Linked DNA regions of Homo sapiens: region 1 is linked to region 2. The links are chromatin loops, found by intact Hi-C in ENCODE. Cell type or tissue: IMR-90. All regions are shown on one strand. Links, peaks and the distances in the headings refer to the core of each region. The heading gives the core; the rest is flanking DNA. Region 1 overlaps RFTN1 (raftlin, lipid raft linker 1). Region 2 overlaps RFTN1 (raftlin, lipid raft linker 1).

Region 1 (5,382 bases), core at 258-5,257, 73 kb after region 2:
GCCTCTGCCAAGTACTGCCCAAGTTGCAGATTTGTGAGCAAAATAAATGACTGCTATTGTTTAAAGCCAATATGTTTTGGGGTGGTTTGTTACACAGCAATAGACATCTTTTAAAATACAGTGATCGTCACTAATCCATACCCACAGGAAATACCAGACTGCAATGATTTTGTAAAGTGTAAAATCTAAATCCTTTATAAAAGATGCAGTTAGCAGCACACTCAAATATACAGAAATGTAAACGAGGATAACACAAAAGCTCTGAAGGAGTGAGCCTTCAGAGATCTGCTTTAATAAAGAGGTAAGAGCAATTTGTAACTAGCCTCTCAGTTTGTGATGGTGCATCCAAACTGCTGGAAAAAGCAGGTAGCCTTGAGGTAAATAAACACTGCCCCTGCAGCTTAGCTTACATTATTAATTGGTTTAGCAAACCTGTATGCAAACTTAGGCTTAGTTCTTGTTTATCACAAGTTACAAATGTACAGAGCATGAATTAATGATGATGCTTTACTATTCAAAAGCAATAAAGAATGATGCCCACATTCCCAGGCACCATCAGAGTCAGAAAGGGTCACAGAGACTCCTGTGCTTGAAACTTAAAAAATATATCCATCTGTGTTATTCTTAAGGCATCATAACGAGAAGCTGTCATTGCCCTCTGGGGAGTGTCTTAGAAGTTAGTCAGAGTAGACACTGCATCTCATTCAAACTGGGAAGTCATTGGAAACAAAATTTCTACACCAACTGAACGATGAATAGTTCATCAAAAAACTAACTTTATTTCCACCAGGAATATATTTAAACATTTTCTTTTAAAGTTTTTCCATCTCTTCAGGTGTTTTCCATCTGATTTCTACTCCCTGTACCCCCCATGACAACCTTTTTCTCTCTGAAGAATCTTTCTTTCTAACAGCTCCTTTGACTGCTTTTGCTTTTGCCCAATAACATCCCTACCACCCCATCAATACCACCACTATCACCTTTACCAAGACCATCACTAGTACCCCAATGAATAACACCTCCATCACCCTCATCCCTAACATCTACACTACGAATCTCCCCCCAGCTACCTTTTCAAAACTAGGAATGCTGCTATCAGGCTAACAGAATGAAGATGTAGATTGGGAAGTAATTAATTAGATGGGAAACCTCAGTTTAATTCTATTTTCTCATTATTTCATATGCTAAATTTATAATAATGAATTATTAAAATACTTGACTCTTTTGTCCAACTTACATATCCTGGGTTACATGTATAGAATACAGTACCACCCCTATAATGGTAATATGCCCTTTTTCTCATTCTTTTAAACACATAAGAAGTCAAAAGTGATCCCACAAATGAATCATTTAAAGTTTAGATTTTTCTCACAACAGATTTTTTCCACTGGAGTGTCAGAAGGCAATGTTTATTTTTAACCTTAAAAGGAAAACAAACTTTGTAAAAATAATAGCCCTTATATTGAGCTCCAATTACAGTTGTTAGTTAAGTGGGAGGACAAAAATAGTTACCAATCAATCAGCAAACACTGCCATAGTGGATGAAGAGCAGAGGGAATACTAAGACATACCCAGAAAAATTCACAAAATGAGGGTATATGGCACCGAAACGCAGCACACCACTATCATAAACCTGAACTAATCAAATAAGGCTCTTTGATAATGAAGGGGAAGTCATTTAAAAGCTGGATTGACCATAGACTCACAGAATATCAGAGCTATAGGCAATCCTAGAGATTATCATTCTAGTGCAAAGGTTTTTTTTTTGTTTTTTTTTTTTGTTTTTTTTTTTGTTTTTTTTACGGGGAAGAAAGCTAAGAATTTCAGAAAGTGAAACATCCCACCTAAATGGCTGCCTAAGTTATTAGGTAGTAGGTTTCTTTAACTGGAATCAGGAGAGAATTCTGGAACTGGGTTTAAAGTTCCAGATTTCTTGAGGAGGCAAGTCAGTTTCAATAATTGAGTATCTCATCTCCAAGTGCTTTCTCCCTCCCTGCAGTGTCCTCTAGCCATCTTCAGCCCTGCTGACTCCAATCCTAATGGGACCTGGCTCTTTGAGTGGGAATTCTCCCAAAGGCAGAAAAGGGGAAAACCTTATGTGGGTTGTAATTCTGTCACACTGATTCTCAAAACCCTCAGAAAAGATTTTACATAATCACAAGCAATTAAAATGAAACCTTCCAGTGTCAGGGGAAGATACAGCAGGCAGCCTAACTGCCTGCCAGGATACACTCCATTTCTCAGACAAGACACCCCACCCTCACATGCCATGAGGTTAGTTCAAATTCCCACACTCATTATCTGTGCTGGATCCCAGACAGGAGGTGTCACCGAGGTGGGATGTTCAGCACTTCTGAACACACAGATGGGAAAGTTCAACCTGTGCTGTAAACCAGTCAGCTGCCCCATGTGTTCACTGACGGTGCATAATTGACACTCAAAACATGTTCCAGCTCATAAAAAGTTTACATATATAAATATATATTACATCTATATAAAAGTATATATTACATATATAAGTATATATTACTTATACATACATAAAAGTTATATGTGTATATATGTACACACACACACACATATATATATATATCATAAATAAAAGTCTGGAAATTTTCCTGGTGATAACAGCAAATTCCATATTTGTAAATGAGTCTGCTGGGACGTATGAAGCATTAACAGGTGATATCCAACCCTCACAAGTCACTTCCAGGGAGGGTTTTTCAACAAGTCCCAACCATGCCAGATACTGAAAAAAGCTACTTGGAGTTGCAAAAAAAGAAAATGTGTGAGTCTCCTAACCCTCTGTACTTTATCTTCATTGCATCACTGTTCACAGCATCTGTTCCCATACAATTCTGAGGCCCTGCAAGCCTTGGAAACACACAGGCTCTTGCTCTTTCATTCTATAAACATTCACTGAGCACATGCTAAATGACCTATTCTGAGCTCAGCATCAAACAAACAAACAAACAAAAAATGACAAGAAACAATACACACAATAAGTAAAAACAGTAACGTGTCTTAAGAGGTGGCAAGAACTTTAGGTAAAAGGAAAATAGAGGAGACAAAGGGAGTCCAAAATACTAGGGTAGGGAGTGGCAGGAGGCAAGCTGCTCTCTTAAAGATGGGTGGGAAGGTAGGTGCACTGAGGTAACCTGGAACGAAGATTTGAAGGAGGTGAAGGAATCAGCCAAGCAGATATCTAGGGATAGATGCACCATAGACATTATGTTCACTGCCAAGAGTGGGACCAATATTCACTAACTACAGCATAAAACTCCAATGCACATAAGACAGAAAGTGAAATACACCACTTATAAACACTCATACACTATACAGCCTGGATATAACCTAGTGATCTCCTGGATTTTACCCCCTAAAATGTTATTTCTCAAAAATGAGGGAATTGCTCTGACATTTACATACGTTCAAGATCTCTCACAATATAAGGACTCTCTCAGTTACTTTATTTTGAACAGCAAGATGCTTCTTGGGGAAAACATATTCAAAGCTACTTTGGGACATTTATTGAAATAAGCTGATGGACTTTTTTTTTTTAATTTTTTTTTTTTCAGATGGAGTCTTGCTTTCTCACCCAGGCTGTAGTGCAGTGGCACGGTCTTGGCTTACTGCCAGCTCCACCTCCTGGGTTCACTCCATTCTCCTGCCTCAGCCTCCCAAGTAGGTGGGACTACAGGTGCCCGCCACCATACCCGGCTAATTTTTTTGTATTTTTAGTATAGACGGGGTTTCACCGTGTTAGCCAGGATCATCTCGATCTCCTGACCTCATGATCTGCCTGCCTCGGCCTCCCAAAATGCTGGGATTACAGGTGTGAGCCACCGCACCCGGCCAGACTTTTTTTTAAGGAGGAAAATAAATCTAAGAAAAATTTAAAATAATTCCTACAACATGGAAAACAATTTGGGGTGCTATAGTAGGCAATCTTCTTAAAGATGGCTTTTAAAAAAGCAATGCAGGGCTGGGCATCATGGCTTATACCTGTAATCCCAGTACTTTGGGAGGCCAGGATGGGAGGATCACTTGAGGCCAGAAAAGGCATTTGAGACCAGCCTGGGTAACATAGCATGACCCCATCTCTATAAAAAAAATCTTAAAAAAATTAGCTGGGTGTGGTGGTGCACACCCGTAATCCTAGCTGCTTGGGAGGCTGAGCAGGGAGGATGGCTTGAGCTCAGGGTTTGAAGCTGTAGTGAGCTATGACTGCACCACTGCACTCTAGCTTGGGCAACACAGTGAGACCCTGTCCCTTAAAAACAAACAAACAAAAAACAAAGCAATGCAGGAATTCTACACACAAATGAACACCAATGAACCACTGTGACATAAATGAATCTCACAGACACAGTGCTGAGCAAAAGACACCATTTATACAAACAGGCGAAGCCACCCTTTGGTGTTAGAAGTTAGAGAGGCTTCCCTTGGAAGGGGAGTGGGGAATTGTGGGCGTGGCTACAGGAAGGGTTCAGGCTGTTGCTCCTGCTCTATTAATATTTCTTGAGTGTTGGTTACTCAGGTGTGTTCATTTTGTGCTAACTCATTGAGCTGTACACTTATGATTTATGCACTCGCCTGTATTGATGTTATTTTCAATAAAAAGAGGTGTTTTCTATTTTTTTTTAAGAGCAATGTGAAGTGTTTCCATTATGGAGATTTCTTATTGACATATGAGCTGGACAAGAAAAATCAACTCTCCTAATGTTATGTGACTGAGCACTTATGACTCAGGACAGAATTTCCAGAGATAGCATCATTTATGAATTTTAAAAGTGCTGAATCCCAAACAATTTGGAAGAAAGTAAATAGGATGAGCTTGAAACTGTGTTAGATAGCCCTGAAAATCATGCTGGTGATGATAAAGGCAACCAAGTGCAATAATACATGAAAAAAAAGTACAGAAATAAAATTGTTCCATGAGATTTAAACACAGGGGAAAAGCACCATTTCCAAGTTTATACAATTTATATAATTTAAAATATGCATGTGCAATTAAATTATTATAAGCAGAAATTATTTCAAATATATTCCTCAAATGTTATATGCCAAAGTTGGCCCCAAACTTTTTAAATGTTTTTCATGGGAAAAATAGGAGCTTGTCTTTTAGATCTTGGCATATATGCCTTATATTGCTCTGTGCTCTGCCTCCCCTTATGACTGAGAAGACTCAATCACAAATGCTTTGTATCAACTTAGAAATTATGAAAAACTGAAAATTGTTTAAATAAATGAATTCTACTAAAATATGCTGTCCAAGATAGTAGCCATATGCCACATGTGGTTATCAAGCACTTAAAATACGACTCATGAGACCAAGGAGCTGAATTTTTTTTTTTTTAAAGAGACAGGGTATCACTCTGT
Region 2 (5,382 bases), core at 92-5,091:
ATTTTAGATGTAGATTTCAGGTTCTGTTGGGGCAGAGCAGTATTTCTTTTGACTGGCTCTATACCAAAGGCCCACATAGGAAAGGGCTCCTAAAGTCCTATCATTTGGAGGGCCAGGATGGAGAGGAGATGTGAGGCCTGCCCCCAGTAAGAGCCAGAGCTGCAGCTACTCATTTCCATTCTGAGCAGGCTGAGGATTACCAGGCACGGGGCTGGCATTCTCTCACTAGGTCACCTGAGTAAGGCAGGGCCCAGAACATGGGGCAGACACTGTGCTGTACCGCTCAGATCCCCCCACAGGACTGGCGGGCCCGCTCCCCAGCTAGGCCGATAGCCCTTTGCTGACCACCACCTCACAGAAGGGTCACACCAGGGCAACCTACAACCAATGACTGCCCCAGGTGGGATACAACAACCCATTTCCTGATCCCAATTTGGGATAACGCAAATGCCATCCCAGCTCCAAGCCAACCTGGGGGATTGTGACTGCATCACAGCCCAAATTCTCCCTCTGCCCGCTACTGTACCGACAAGTGTTCTAAGGTAACTCCCTCTAAAAACTTCCAATCTCAGAGGCCGCTTCCCGGGGGCCCAACCTGCAACCAAGCATTTCCTGGTGTGACAGGGAAGTCAGGGGCTCAGAGTCCCAAGGTCACGCGGCCAGTAATAGAGTTGGGCAACAACCAGGGTCTCATCAAATCTCTGGAGCAAGACCACCCGAGAGCGAGCCCCAGCTCCGTCACTGACCGGCCAAGTTTCTCAATCTGAATTTCTCATCTCGGTGGCCCAGAGTGCACGTGGGGTTTTAGTTTTCAGTTCCCACCATGGCCACTTCCTTGTGCTTCAGCTGTTATCTCATTGGTTTCACCAAATACGCACTTAAATCTTAGACATTATATAATTGAGAGAAAAAGGGAGCTCTCAGTTCCTATGATTTCTTGCTGGGCTAGAGAGAGGAGCCCAGGAATGCAGTTGCACCATCAGTGGGAAATGATTTCTTAAGGCTTTAGTATGTTGTAAATCATTCTGAGCGCTTTGCTAGGAAAAACCAAAAATGTGCTATGTAAATGTTTAAAAATCTGCCATTTTTGTAGTTTTCCACGGTAGAGATCTGTTTCCTCAGATAAAACATTTGCCCAAACACAGAATTCTGAGATTTAATACATTATAGGATTCTTGGATTTAGCACCTTTTAGATAAGAATGGTAATGGAATGTTCCATTAAAGTAGAGAAACATGAGTGAAATACATGTTGAGGTTAGGATTTAACATTTATCTGGTCCTTTCCCACCCTGTATCCCCCAAAAAACCCAAATGAGTTCACTTACAATGTTGGATGGGTTTCTCCTTTGACTTCTTTTGAAATGTCTCGTACTGTAGCTGACAGACTTCCCTTAGGAGATGGGTGGAGCTTCTTCCACCCAAACTGTGAGGATCCCAATAATGGAATCACTCTGTAGGCTAAGTGGTGTCTCAGACCCACCTCCTACTTAAGCCGAGCCTGCCAGGCAGGCATCTCGAGGCTCCAAACCCACCAGAGGAGGCCCCTGATTTTAGCCCTCAGCATGACCGTGGCTGCCTCCACCAAGCCTCCATAGTTTCCAGGCACCGTGTTATGGTTCGTAACTGCTGCCCTGTGTTAGGCAGCTGCCGTTGCATTTTAATTCCAGCCCAAATGTAAGAGTCTCTCCTTTTTTTTAATGGATGTTCCAAAACAGTCAGAGCCTCTTCACATTTTATATCATTTTACGTGTTTTTAGAAAAGGACCAGTGAAGCCTACCTGTGTAGTATAGTACTCCGAGAGGCAGTTGGCTCTCAGGGAAGTCAGAGGAAGTTTTACTGTTGCCAAAAAAGTGGTGATTGTTTTGGCTAAGAGGCCTTAAGTGCTAAAATGTCAAAGCATTATAGTATGGGTTCAAATCCTAGTGCTGGCACTCATTAGCTGTCAGTCTTTAGGCAGGTTATGAATCTGAGTTTCAAGTTACTCATCTCTAAAATGGTTGTCTCTACCTCCAGGGCTGCGGTGCACACCTCCAGGGCCCCATTCATATTGTATTTGATGTGAATAGCGCCCTCTGCTGTTGTGCAGTGTACAACTGAGGACAATTCCACCACGTGCTAGACCTTCCATCTAATATGAGCCCAGATACTCTCTCCGGGGCTGCTCTTGCTAAATAACAGAGCTTCCATAGTTTCCCCTGGATGCCTGGCCACATCCAGTTTCCTGTAGAAGATCACATCTTGTTGATCTGCTGATATAATACAAAACGAGAACACAAATGGTAGAAAACAAACAACAAAAACTGTTTCAGATCCCAACAATTCAAAAAGGAGACGTCTCAGAAAGCAAGAGGAGGCCTGGACTGTGCCAGATTTCAGTTGAGCCTCTGAGGTGAGCTCTGACATCCACACCACTTAAAGGCAGGCAAGTCCAGCCTGGGGAATGGACTCCAGGTTTTGAGTAGGACCGGGGGAGTCTCTGAGCTTAACCAGCAAGCCGCAGATAAAACAGGTTGCACTGAGTTGGGGGCCTTCCCAAGCCAGAGCATCTGTGGCAGTTGGGTGTGTCACCAAATCCAATTAGCCGCCCAATTCAGAAATAACTGTCTAAAAGAAAAAAAGAAATCCTTCACTTTACAGCAGTGTGTGTCCAGAGTTCCATGTCAGCAGGAGCCAATGGATTTAATTTGCACATTTTAAAAACTGCCCATGATGTGTCCACTTCAAGTAGTTTAGCTGGAAGGAAGTCTTCCCGAGTTGTAGAAATCACCTACTCCCTTTGAAGAAGTTTAATATTTGCCTTGAAAATCACACGCACGTACACAGAGGTTTCTTTCCAATGCTGAAAAGTCCTGATTAGAAAAATCTATCCATGTTGCTGATTAAAAGAAGACTAAATATGCCACATCCTCGGTGTGCCAATCTTGCAGTTTCTTTTCTTAAGTTTTAATGCTAGACATACTATGTGTGTCCTCGCTAAGAAGCTGATTACTCATTCATTGATTCGACAAGTATCTGTTGAGCACCAACTAAAATCTGGGTACACAACACAGGAAAAAGGTCTTTGCTCTTGTGGAGACTATGTCTGACTCTGCCTGGGAAGGATAAAATAATGATCACAAATAACTAAAAGCCCAAAGGAGAGCTCTGAAGGAGAAGAACGTGGTTCTTTTCCAGGGTAGTACAAAGGAGTCTGGTTTGGTATAAAAGGAGACAGCACTGTTCTGAGAAAAGGATGCTCGAGTAGAGCTAGAAAGGAGGAGAATGTCCTTGGCAGAGGGGACACGGAAGAACTGGAGGCCACAGAGGAGCTGGAGGCCACAGAGAATGGGAGGCTGGCAGAGGAGGTAAGAGGGACCAGATCCCTTGGGGCCTTGAGGGCCACAGTACTGATTTCCATCTTTGTCTTCAGAGTCATACAAAACTAGAACTCCTTTGAGCAGTGGGATGACAGGATTCAAGTTCCCTTTTTAACAGATCACTTGGGCTCTGAATAGGGAACCTATTTGAAGGGGATATCTATTATTAGGAGATTAGAATAGCTGAGGCGAGTGATGGTAGAGAGAAGTGGAGGGATTCCAGAGCCTCCGGGACCTAACACAGATGGGTCTTAAGGATAGATTGAATATAGGGGAAGGAGAGGGGAGGGTCAGCAGGGATAGCCCCTAAGGTGCAATGCCATTCCTCTAGATAGGGTGGCGGTTGGCCAGGTGGGCGAGGTATGGGGAGGGGGACAGTCATAGGTTTCCTCGAGCCACAGGATGGATGGAGCTGGAGTCTTGGGGTGCAGTGAGGGCTGAAAATGCAGGCGGAATGGTCATTGGCACAGAGGTGGTGAAGGAGATTTTCTAAGGAAGAGGCAAGAGTGAAGGGAGAAATGGGGCTGGGTCTGAACCCTGAGGAACTTAGTGGGAAACCAGGAGAATGAGGTGGGAAAGAACCAAGAGAAAAGCTGCTTCAGGGAGTGGGGGTGGTCCCAACATCCGGGCTGCAAGAGCTCAGGCATGATGAGGACTAGATGGAGTGACTCTCGGTCACCAGGGGACACAGGCCTGTGGGAGTAGGACGCTGACCCTTGTCAGCTGAGGAGTGAGGAGGGGACACCCAGTGCAGAAGATTCTTCCAAGGAGTCTGGCTGTGAAGCCCCCCTCTCTGGAGGACTCCCATCTGTGAGGTGACCCAGAGGGTCTTGTGTAGAACAAGTGCTCCACACCAGTCACCTACAGTCTTGGAATGAGGCAGGAAATAATTAGGTACATGGAAAGAGAAAGCAGTCCACCCAGATGAGTACAGCTGCTTGGGATTAGAAGTTTTTACTGACTGAAAAAACAGTGGGTCCCATCCTCTCTGAATTTTCCCTGAGGAGAGTCAGTTCAACCTTATTACAGCAGCTTTTACAAATCTATCTCTAAAGTCTCCCTGCCGACTCAAGTTTCCACTGACTTGTCCCCCTGCATGCGATGCCATGACCTTCACACCAACATCCAACCACATGTCTCTCCTTTGGAATCTGTGTGCCCCACCACCAGGAACCTGTTAGGCAAAGGTGGCACCATCTCCCTCTGTAAGGCTGCAGCGGGTGTCTGTCAGCATCTGACAGGGGCCCTTTGCGTGCTGTGTGTTGAATGTTGCACTTGCTGAATGCATGCAGTTCCCGTGAGCCTGTGGCTGAGCTGAAACTGACAGCGCTCTGCAGCCGATCCATCTTCCAGCTGGTGGCTGCCTGCTCCTGGTGGTTGATGGTGGGCTGGCAGTTCCCTTCTGGTCCATTGTGCCGTCACCTGTCACATTACACCTTCAGAGCCTGGAGAAAGACCTTCCTCCACACTCCAGCCCATCTGGCTTCAAGTCACCATTGCTTTGGCACTCCTTCCACAAGTGGGCTCCCCCTGGAGTTGTTGGCTGGTGAGGGGCTGCTCCAATCTGTTCATTTACTTGATGCTCCTTCCCAGGGCTCTGTGTCCAAAGAACATGAGGAACCAAGCGTGAGGAATGCAGGAGTGATGCCAGGAGTGAGGAGCCGAGCAGGTCAGGCAGGCCCTGCCGAGAATGTGGCCTCAGCCATCAAAGGTGCAGTGAGCTGAATCCAGGTGATGCCTGACTCAGGCTTTGGTGTGTCCACTCGACTCACTGGCCTCTTCCCCAGCAACTGGTGAAAATGTCCTCAGGAAAAGCACCACAGGCTGCTCAGGGTGGGGTGGGAAGCATCAGAATCATCTGGCACAAGGGTTGCCGACACTTGCACCTCGTACAGCCCTTGTGCTCAACCTTCAGGAATCACAGAGAAGACTCTCTGAGAAGGCCAGTCTCTGTGCGACTGTTTCTAGGGTAGTTCAGAGTCCGGAGAGGGGGAAAAGGGCCCTGGGGATCTCTTGAGGACAG

What was found. Hi-C counts contacts between places; a loop is a spot of excess contacts. Peaks named below come from ENCODE experiments on the same cell type or tissue, not always from the same donor. Only the 100,000 strongest peaks of a DNase experiment are listed, where the experiment ranks them.
Region 1: a loop joins it to region 2, with 2.0 times the contacts of the local background. A loop is called at or near these places in 1 of 110 quality-filtered maps.

What each region holds. Positions count from the first base shown.
Region 1 is chr3:16,390,102-16,395,483 of GRCh38, forward strand. The region is part of intron 4 of RFTN1 (raftlin, lipid raft linker 1); the gene reads right to left. Among named protein-coding and RNA genes, the nearest start is that of RFTN1, 120 kb to the right of the region's middle. In IMR-90, for the core only: no CTCF peak of the experiment used is centred there; a DNase peak (open chromatin) is centred at 2,840; H3K27ac peaks cover 408 bases.
Region 2 is chr3:16,317,445-16,322,826 of GRCh38, forward strand. All of the region lies in intron 9 of RFTN1 (raftlin, lipid raft linker 1), which reads right to left. It also overlaps a transcript of OXNAD1 not described here. Among named protein-coding and RNA genes, the nearest start is that of OXNAD1, 55 kb to the left of the region's middle. In IMR-90, for the core only: a CTCF peak has its summit at 2,089 (motif pointing left); a DNase peak (open chromatin) is centred at 977; H3K27ac peaks cover 1,683 bases.